2 separate regions of the Homo sapiens genome follow, and region 2 is linked to region 1. Evidence: chromatin loops called from intact Hi-C (ENCODE). Cell type or tissue: IMR-90. All regions are shown on one strand.

Evidence for each region. Peaks named below come from ENCODE experiments on the same cell type or tissue, not always from the same donor. Only the 100,000 strongest peaks of a DNase experiment are listed, where the experiment ranks them.
Region 2: it touches region 1 in a loop (19-fold over the local background); 1 of 110 quality-filtered maps calls a loop at or near these places.

What each region holds. Positions count from the first base shown.
Region 1 is chr5:57,317,517-57,322,516 of GRCh38, forward strand. It overlaps the pseudogene LOC100288510. Among named protein-coding and RNA genes, the nearest start is that of RMEL3, 75 kb to the right of the region's middle. In IMR-90, no CTCF peak of the experiment used is centred here; no DNase peak of the experiment used is centred here; H3K4me3 peaks cover 214 bases; H3K27ac peaks cover 1,883 bases.
Region 2 is chr5:57,406,296-57,411,295 of GRCh38, forward strand. All of the region lies in intron 1 of RMEL3 (enriched in melanoma 3), which reads left to right. Among named protein-coding and RNA genes, the nearest start is that of RMEL3, 14 kb to the left of the region's middle. In IMR-90, no CTCF peak of the experiment used is centred here; a DNase peak (open chromatin) is centred at 2,576; H3K27ac peaks cover 503 bases.

The DNA of each region.
Region 1 (5,000 bases):
AGAGGAAAGAATCAACTTAAAAGTGAAAGAAGCAAGCCTAACTGCCCTCCCTGCTCTGAGGGAGGAATGGAAAGGCATTCTGGAAACGCATTTCTGTCAAAGCCGAACATCAGCAAGTCAGTGACTAAGTTGAAAGGAAATGTGGTCAAAGGGTACAAAGTTTCAATGACCCTGGAGGAATATCCTTTAGCGATCTATTGTACAGCATGGTGACCACAGTTATTAATAATGCATTGTATTTATGCATTTATTTTTATTTCAGTAAGATTTAATAGCTTTTTGGATTAAGCAGTAGAAAAACTTCCATACTTAACTGAGACATTTTATCAAGGCCAAAAAAATTCTTGCAAAATGGTGCAGCCGACTGACAAGCTGACATAGAAAATAAACTTTGCCCAATCACAACTTGTGACTCCCATCCTTGGAGTGCTGACTGGCCTCAGTAAGACAGAATCGCTTTAAATCCATTACTCCATGCCCACCTGAGGCACTGTTGAAGAAATCTCACTGTTCACCCAAGGTGCTGGTTCTGGTACACTTGGATCATAAGTCCATTTGGGGAAAACTCATTTGTAAAGGTTCATCAGTTCTGTGTTCTGAGATTTTAGCTTCCTATCAAAGCTGCACTTCATGCGGCCATGGGTACCTGAAGGCTCCTGGATGTGTCCTCTGCGGCTCCACTTTGTTCTCAGTTCTACTGGTTTAAACCACTGCACATCCTCTCTATTGAAGAACATGTAACATACCACTGCCATCTTAGTACAAATTTTGAAAGGAGGATCACTCAGGACAACTCTCTTGATGACCATTCTGTTTGGATCCACCAGCAAAAGATGGCCTGTAGCAATGAGATTGTGCATTCCATTGCTTTTCTGCTTGAAAAGCAGCAAAGATGAAGGAGGAAAAGTGGTTGGTGCGTATACTGTCACCGCCAGGGCCATATCAGCAGTCAGGAATCTCTGAAATTTATGTTTGTCTGCTGCAGCATGCTGAGAGAATAAAGGTGAGGCTCGGAAGTGCCTGGATCTACAGCGGAATATGAGCTCCTCCTTGGCTTTCGCAGATTCAGTGCTGCCAGGGTCATGCCTCACCACCATATTCAATACTGACATCTTCTGTTCATGAGGTAGTGAAGAAAATGCAATCAAGGGTGCTCCTTGCCTGAATCACTCAACCACTGAGACAGGGACATTAGAGACATGAAGTGTGACATACTGGCCAACATCAGCTCCTTCAACCTCTTTTTCTTCAATCTCTTTAAATATGCTTTTCCTAGTACTAGTAAAGTTCTGAAACTGAAATATTCAAGCACAATCTTGAGCAATATTTTTCCTTAGGATCCTATGGAGATGTCTGGAAGCTCTTGAGGCCTTTGTATTTCTGAAACTGAATTTCTGGCAGCCACATCACAGGGGGTGTCCACCCACTTCACCTGGAAACATCTCTTCCAGTCTTTCTTGTTTACATTTCTCCAACATTTTTGCCTCAGCTTCTTCATCCACTTTCTCATCAGAGAGATCATCATGCACAGACTCCCTTGTAGTCATAGTTTCACATTCCTCCTCTTCTTCATCTTCACACTTTCATGCTGAGATTCCTCCTTCATAAAATCCTCATGTTCTGTATCATCATATTCTTTACCACCTTAGAATCTCCCTTCAAGAAATCCTTTGTCTCACTCAACTCCTCCTCATTGGGCCAGGTTTGCTCCCCCTGCGTTAGATCTGGGATAACCTCTGTTTGTCAGGATTCCTGTCTAGCAGGATCTGCCTTCATTAGGACTTTAAGGTCTTCTTCCATATCATCGACAGTATCCATAGCACAAATCTCTATTGCCATGTCTGGGTCCTTTTGGGATTTAATTACTGTAGGATTTAAAGGGAAAGGGTCCATGGGGTCATCTATGTGTTTCATCTGGAAATCACCACGTCCAGTGATATGCAGCAACCTATTTACATTCAGAGTCTGCCCACGAACATAGCCTGAAATTTCCAAGGTGCCCACCAAATTATTCTCTTCACTAGGAACAAAATCAGCAGTATGGGCAAATAGGTAGGCCTGCTGATCTCGAAAAGCAAGATGCCATTGCTTCTGGTTAGCCAACTGCCTAAGCAGCATCCCTGCCTCCTGTTGAGTGTCTAACAAGAGGAGTTTGTCATCCAGAAAGTGCTTCTCCACTGCTTTACTTAGCTTCTTTCTGGCATCTATTTGTTTCTTCAGTGGGAGGCCAGATAATCCCTGGACAGCTAGTGCTAATGAGGAGAGCCATCCTTGCTACCCAGCTGTCTCTTCTCCGCCAGAACCACCTCCTTCTTCTGCTTTTGGAGCTGACTGGCGGAATGCCTCTGGTCTACTCTGCTGAGTTCTTTTCTCACCTTCTTGCTTAGGGTTTTCAGTGCTAGATGGCCCTTGCCATCCTGCTGTGCAGATCCCCGACCCCGATGCTGCCCACTTTTATGAGCTTTATTCTGCATCTTGAGTGGGCTGGAGTGGTGGGCTGCCATGCTGCAGCTCACGTGTACAGAGTCAGCCCATTGTATTTATTTCGTTTTATTCTTTAATCTTTTTTTTTTTTTGTAAAGTCGGGGTCACACTATGTTGTCCAGGCTGGTCTTGAACTCCTGGACTCAAGTGATCCTACCACCTTGGCCTCCCAAAGTGCTGGGATTACAGACGTGAGCCACCACGGCTGGCCAATAATGTATTGCATATTTCAACATTGCTAAAATAGAGTTTTAATGTTCTCATCACAAAAAAATGATAAATTAGTGAGGCAATGCATACGTTAACTAGTTTGATTGTATCTTTCTATAACATATGCATAGATCAAAACATCACATTGCCTCCTTTTCCACCGTATAGCAGAAGGATGGCACAGACACTTTGAAGGGAACAAATAATACAGAACCAACACACAAACAAATGATTGGAAAACATTGTACTCCATAAATATATACAATAAAATAATTACAAATTAAACAATAAAATGTGGAAGATTTGGATATTATTTTTCTTCCCATAGTTAAAATAATACTCTTTAATAAAAATTGTACAAGCTTTTTTTTTGTGTGAGTTTGTCATATTAGAATTCCCATCTACAGAAGACCAGGGAAAGAATGAAGGTTCTTAGTAGTAAGAGGAAATATAGTCTAGCCCAGCAGCACTCAGAGATCCGGTACTATCTCGAGTACCACTAATCGAGCGGATGCATCCCTTTTTGATAACTATAACTATCCCTCAGTGCCAAAATTTACTGTTTTGTCTAATCTCTGGCCAGCCCAGTTGAGCTAGAGAAAGGTTGTGTTTAAGTGCAGTAAATGCCTCAAAGGGAAACAAGTGAGTTTTCATCCAGGTGGTTCCCCTTTCAGCTGCAACTTAATTTCCTCTCGTTTTTTGCTCCATTGACATAGTAGAGTTATAGTTCGTCCTCAATGCAGTGGTTAACAGTTCAGACTCTAGATTAGACTAGCAAAGTTTGAATCCCAGCAAGTTACTAAACCTTTTTGTGTGTCCTGTTCTTCACCTTTAAAATAAGAATGATAATGCTTGTACCCACCTCATACAGTTGTGCTGACTTAAGTGATTTAATATTTGTAAAGCACATAGAACAGTTTAGGTGAATGGTGAATACTATATTTGGTAAATAAATAAAAATAATGCCTGCCATCTTAAGCTGGAATCTCTAAATTTACACATTAGACTGCAACTAAACAGACTTTGGAGTCTGGAGCTAAATCATAACAGGGAACAGGTATCCTAAAAACGAACATGCATTTACCAAACAGCCCTCAATGTCTCCAGGGCTGATTTTTAACTGCTATTGCAAAGGATTCCACCCTCCCAGGGCCTGCACATGCTGAAGGTATACGACGGCCTGGAAAAAGTGTCAGATGGTTTTCATAAACTTGGCACTGACCAATCATCTACCTTCTTATTCGTTGGGTAGGTGCTAACTGTAAGTTGGGTAAAATAGAAGTTTTACCAGAGCAGGGGGCTGGGACACCACAGAATAAACCAGCAATCCCTCTGACGTGGAGGTGATAATAGCAATTCAGTCAGGAGGTGACAGTCTGGACTAAGGGTGTGGTTAAAATGGCACAGGAGGGGCAGAATCGGAAACAGGTATAAGCTGCAGGCCAGGACTGTCCTTAGGGGCAGTAATGATGGGAGAGACCAAACCAACAGCCCGATTCAATGATGAAAGCTGAATTGGGCATGGCCGCAGAAGGAAAAGTCCAGCACCTGTCTCAGCTCTGGCAGTGGCTCATCCACCTGCTCTCCCTGGAACCTCCTTTTCCACTGTGTAGCAGAGGGATGGCACAGATACTTTGAAGGGAGCAAATAATACACAACCAACACACAGACAAATGATTGGAAAACAATTATACACAGCAATTCTTGCCTACTCTCTTGAGGCCCGAGAAAGTTCAATCAAAACCAGAATTAAAGAATGCCAGTACTGGCCACCACAGGCAGGGGCTCATGGGCTTTGGAATCCAAGAGAGAGAGAGGACTCGTGGATGTCAAACACGTTGCTGACTGCAGAAGTTTCACTTTTTCTTTTATTTATTTATTTATTATACTTTAAGTTTTAGGGAACATGTGCACAATGTGCAAGTTAGTTACATATGTATACATGTGCCATGTTGGTGTGCTGCACCCATTAACTCGTCATTTAACATTAGGTATATCTCCTAATGCTATCCCTCCCCGCTCCCCCCATCCCACAACAGGCCCCGGTGTGTGATGTTCCCCTTCTTGTGTCCAAGTGTTCTCATTGTTCAATTCTCACCTATGAGTGAGAACCTGCGGTGTTTGTTTTTTTGTCCTTGCGATAGTTTGCTGAGAATGATGGTTTCCAGCTTTGTCCATGTCCCTACAAAGGACTGTGCAGCCATAAAAAAGAAGTTTCACTTTTTCACTTTACCATTTTCCTTAAAATTTCCCATGGATGGTATTCTTGGTTTTTGGGTGGAAGAGAGAGAGGGAGAAGGGAAACA
Region 2 (5,000 bases), 89 kb after region 1:
ATTCAAGATTTATCTACAGGACAGAGGTCTCTGGAGGAATCTTTGATATCCAAAGGGTACAGTCAACTCCTAGCAGTCATTGGCAGAATTCAGGGCAGAGAAACAACTGTGGATATATGAAGATATATGTGTAGTGTCCTGTTTGAGGGTGTAAACTACTGATTCTGAGGGGTCATTTATAGAATCTGCATAACTTTTAGTTTAATGTGGACCCCTAATTAATGGTAAATAATAATAATACCTACCACTCAGAATGCTTAGGTGATGTAAGAAGAAGTTTACCCCTGAAAGAGAAAAATGGAGGGAAATTACATTTAATAACAGGATGAGTGTAATAGTTTTTATCACTACTGTAACAAATCATCACAAACTTAAGAAGAGTTTAAAACAACACAGATTTATCATCTCATACTTCTGTAAGTCAGAACCGTAGGTTGGCTAGGCTGATTTCTCTGCTTCAGGGCTCACAAAAAGGCCAGGCTGCGTTCCTTTCTGGGGGCTCTAGGGAAGAGTTCACTTCTAAGCTCATTGAGGTTGTTGGCCAAATTCAGTTTCATGTGTTTGCAGGACTGAGGTCCTCACTTTCTTGCTGGATCTTAGCCAGGGGTCTTTGTCAGCTTCTAGAGGCCACCTGGATTCTTTGGCTCATGGCCCCTTCCTCCATCTTCAAAGCCAGAAATGGTGGGTGGAGTGCCTCTCACACTCTGCATCCCTCCAGCCTCTTCTTAGGTCTCCTCCATCCTGCAGCACCTCTCTGAAGGACTCTTTTGCCTTCCTCTTCTGCTTCTAAGGGCTCATGTGATCATAATTATGCCTACCTAGGTCATCCAGAATAATCTCCCTTTTTAAAGTCAGCTCATGGGTAACCTTAATTCTGTCTGCAACACACCTTCACAGTAGTATTTAGATTCATATTCGATTGAATAATCAGAGATGAGAATCTTGGGAGGACATCTTTAAAATTCTGCCTACCACAGTGGGTTAAATGGGATTGACAGAGCTTCTTCCCCAGTGGATCTCTATAGGGCTTTTTAGAAGTTCTTATGGTTCTTTCAGAATTTAGGACATTTTCTATGATTATATTAACAGAATTGAAGAGTCTGATCTACATAGACCCGCAAGAGAGTCAAAAATATACTGTGTATGTGTGTGTGTATGTTTGTGTGTATATGTGTGTGCATGTGTGTGTGTGTGAGAGAGAGAGAGAGCGAGAGAGTGGCGTGAGTGAGAGAGAGAGAGAGAGAGAAAGAGGAGTATGCCCAAACCGGGGAAGCCAGTCTGGCAGATGGTGTAATTTTAAGGCCTGGCTGGGTGGTCAGCACCAGCATGAGTCTGCATCTGCTGCAGTTAGTAGAAGCAAGAGCTGTAGGAAGGAAGAAAGCCAGTGGATTTTTCTGGTTGGTTCTTGGATATGTTCAGGAGGTGTTACGGGCTGAACTATTTTATCCCCCAATTCATATATTGCAGCTCTAACTCCTGGTCCCTATGAATGTGACTATATTTGGAGATGGGGTCTTTAAAGAGGTAACTGAATTAAAATAAAGTCATTCAGGTGGCCCTTAATCCAATACTGTTTGTGTTCTTTTAAGAAGAGGAAATTAAGACACAGAGATGTACAGAGGACACCATTTGAAGACACAGAGAGAAGATGGCCACCTAAAAGCCCAGGGCAGAGGCCTCAGAAGAAATCATCTCTTTGATCTTGGACTCTCGGCCTCCAGAATCATGAGAAAATAAATGTCTGTTATTTAAGTCACTCAGTATGTGGTACTTTGTTATGGCAGCCCTAGTGGACTAATAGAGGAGGATTCGTTTCCACAAGGAAGGCTGAAATCTTGACCAGGGAGAAGCTGGTAGCTCCAGCCTGCAGCAACTATCTTTCCTTCATCTGGTGGCAGCTGGGGTTTTCTCAGCTAGCATGGACCTAGAAAGAATTCTAGTAGCTGCCCACATCCACTCTGGGGTTCATAATGGTGGGCTCTGGCCATTCCCACTCCAGACACCTGTCACGAGTATTTGGGTTGAGGGCACATGCTCCGAGTGGATGTAGGATGGAAGTGGTCTCTTTCTTGGTGATTTCAGGGCCTGCTTAGCAACGGGGTGTGGGCAACTTGCTGCGCATACTCTGGCTTCTTTATTATCTTGTCCTCTAGGGCCCTGCAACCCACAGTCTTGCGATTTTGGCAGAAGGGCTGTGGCATGCCTAGTTTTGGAATGAAAGGAATACTGGGGAAAGGTCAGGTAGTCTGAGTTCCTATCCCAACATTGTAAATGATTAGAAATTTTACTGTGGGCACATTGCTACTTTTCTTCATCTGTAAAATGAAATGGTTGCATTCCAGAATTCTGTGATTCTGTGAATCATTGGTAGATATAGATTACCTAGATGGTTTAAAATATGAAATCTGAGAAACACCACCATATAAAGTTGAAGCTCAAACTCAAACTTCTCTTCCTAGGAAGTGTGGAGAGCTTCATAACTTCCATGCTGTGGTGCTTCTACTGGTGAATTTCATTTAGTTATTCATTTGTTGTAGCTAAAAAGAAAGATTTCACAATAACCACTTCTTGGACAGGATTAAAGTTCAACTCAGGAAATCTCAAAGTTTGGCTACTAATTCGCTTTCTATTTTTAACCACACTTCATTTCACAGAATAATATTTTCCTCTGTGTCTGAGTGGTGCTCTAGAAACAGAATTTAGTAATGAAAACCTGCTTCTCAAAAGCCCTGTTGCTCTAATGAGTACCTACCCTGAAGGGTATGCCCAAGTTCAAGGTATGGAACTCTGAGCATGTAAAATTTTCATCTGTTGTTAATTATTGCTGTATGTATTCAGTTTTCTGAAGTCAGATGGTTTGTAGTAAGACATTGAAGTTTTATGTCCAGTAAATATTTGTATACACATCCCCCAAATGTGTAGAATAAACAGAATGATTTTCAACTTTCTGTAAATTAAGGTTATTTTGAATTTGAAAATGCTTGAGAAGGAAAACAAGCCTCTCGGTGAAACTGGGAGGCTTAATTTGTGCTCATCTTCCTTAGGATTTCCTTTGCAAAGTCGAGAACATGAAGTGCAGGGTCTGGATGTGAAACTACAAGTTTTTGCTTGGGTAAAATTTCTATGAGCTTTGGCCTACTCTCTAATTGGAATGTGAAATTTTGAGCAAGTCCATCCAAATTTTATTAATTTGGCAGACCATTATACCTTAATGAAAAATGAACAAAATTTGCAGTTTTTGACATAGAAAATATTTTACCTCTAGACCATGAACCTCTTTGGAAAAATTGTATTTCTTCGATGAGGTGTACTTGATGATAAATTTGGGAGCTCTCACACACCCAAATGTATAATTTGTAGTTGGTCATCTTTTGTTTATTGATATTATTCCAAAACTTCTCAAATCTTTTTTTTTTGTCACCATGGAGTGGTTCTCGTAGATTTTAAGCAAAAGTTGAAGAGAAAGCTATGATTTCTAGTGAATGAAAAAATAATTGTTAAATTTTTTTTTGAAAACAATTGTTAGGTAAGAGCTTATAATTAAGGACCAATTCTAAGAGCAGGAAAATGAGGGAGAACTAGCCATTTACTATAGCAACTGGAGTAAAAACAGAAAATGAAAAGGTTTTCTGTAGCCTCAGGTACAATTGAGAGAAGTGTTGTCAGCAGGGGTTTAGGTTTGAAAATCGAGGACTTTCTTTTGATCCTCTGGTACTAAATTGAAAGAGTTTCGCTGGATCCCCAAAAGGCCTTACATTAACAGGAGGCTGCCACTCATGAGCTTGTGAGTGGGGTGGGGGTAGGGGTTGGGGAAGAGTTGGGAGGATGTACCTATAAATAATGAATTAGAATGCAAAGTCATGTGAAAAACGTGCTATCTTGAGTGACACACTTATTGATGAGAGGTGGAAGGAGGAGCTAATGATGGTTTTTGACTAAGGCAATTGAGGAAGTTTCTGTGGGGAGGTGGCATTTTATTGGGGCCTTAAAGAATGAATAGTAGTTGATAAACACAGGTAAATTTAAAAAAATAACAATGACAGGAACTAAAATGTGCACATTAGGCATTGTGCTAAGCTCATTTAAATGTATTATCTCTTAAACCTTACAAAAACTCCATGGTACATGTAATTATCATCCCCATCTTAAAGGTAAGGAAACTCAGGTAAAGATAATTTGACCAATATGACACAAGTGCATTTGAATTAAGATATGTTGATTCAAGCAACTGGGCTCTTTCCAGGAGAGGGGGCAATTTACAAGGAGGAGACACCTTCATCAAAGAGCCAGATGAGCAATTTTTTATGTGGCTTACATATAGGAAATTTGGGGCAATGAAGTGAGAGAGTTAGAAATGAGGTTGAGGCCAGATGGCAGAGCCCTGAATATTATTCTAAGGACTTTTTTTTTTTTTCAGGCAATGTGGAGACACTCAGGGTTTTCGAGTGGGAGGGTAGTGTGATTTAACTAGTGATTGTAGGATAAGTCTGGTAGCAGCCAGAAAGATGGATTTGAGAAGGGAGAGTTTGGAGGTTAGGGAGACAGTTCCACAATAACTGTGGCACGCATGTGCGAGGATGAGGAAAAAAGCCAAGGCATGGCTAGTGGGAGGGAGCAGGGGCAGAGCTGAGGGCCATTGCAGGAGTGGAGCTGGCTGGGTATTGTAATTGCTTGTGTGGAGGGGTGAGGAGGAAGAGTTTCAGTTTCCTCTCTTTGGAATATAGTGATACCATTGACATAGGAGTACAGAAGCAAGAATTGGGGAGGAAGAATATGTGTTGGGTTTGAAGTGTGTTGAGCTTGGAACAAATATCCAGATAGAGATGTCCAAAGGGAATTTGGAAAATCTGGGCCTAGGACAGAGTAAGAGAATTTGGCAGACACAACATAAACATAAAAGTTGAACCATGGAACAGAATGGAGGACAAAACAGAGGCAGACCAAGCTTAGATCCCAGCAAAATGCCTGGATTTAAAGGAGTAGGTGGAAGAATAGAAAGC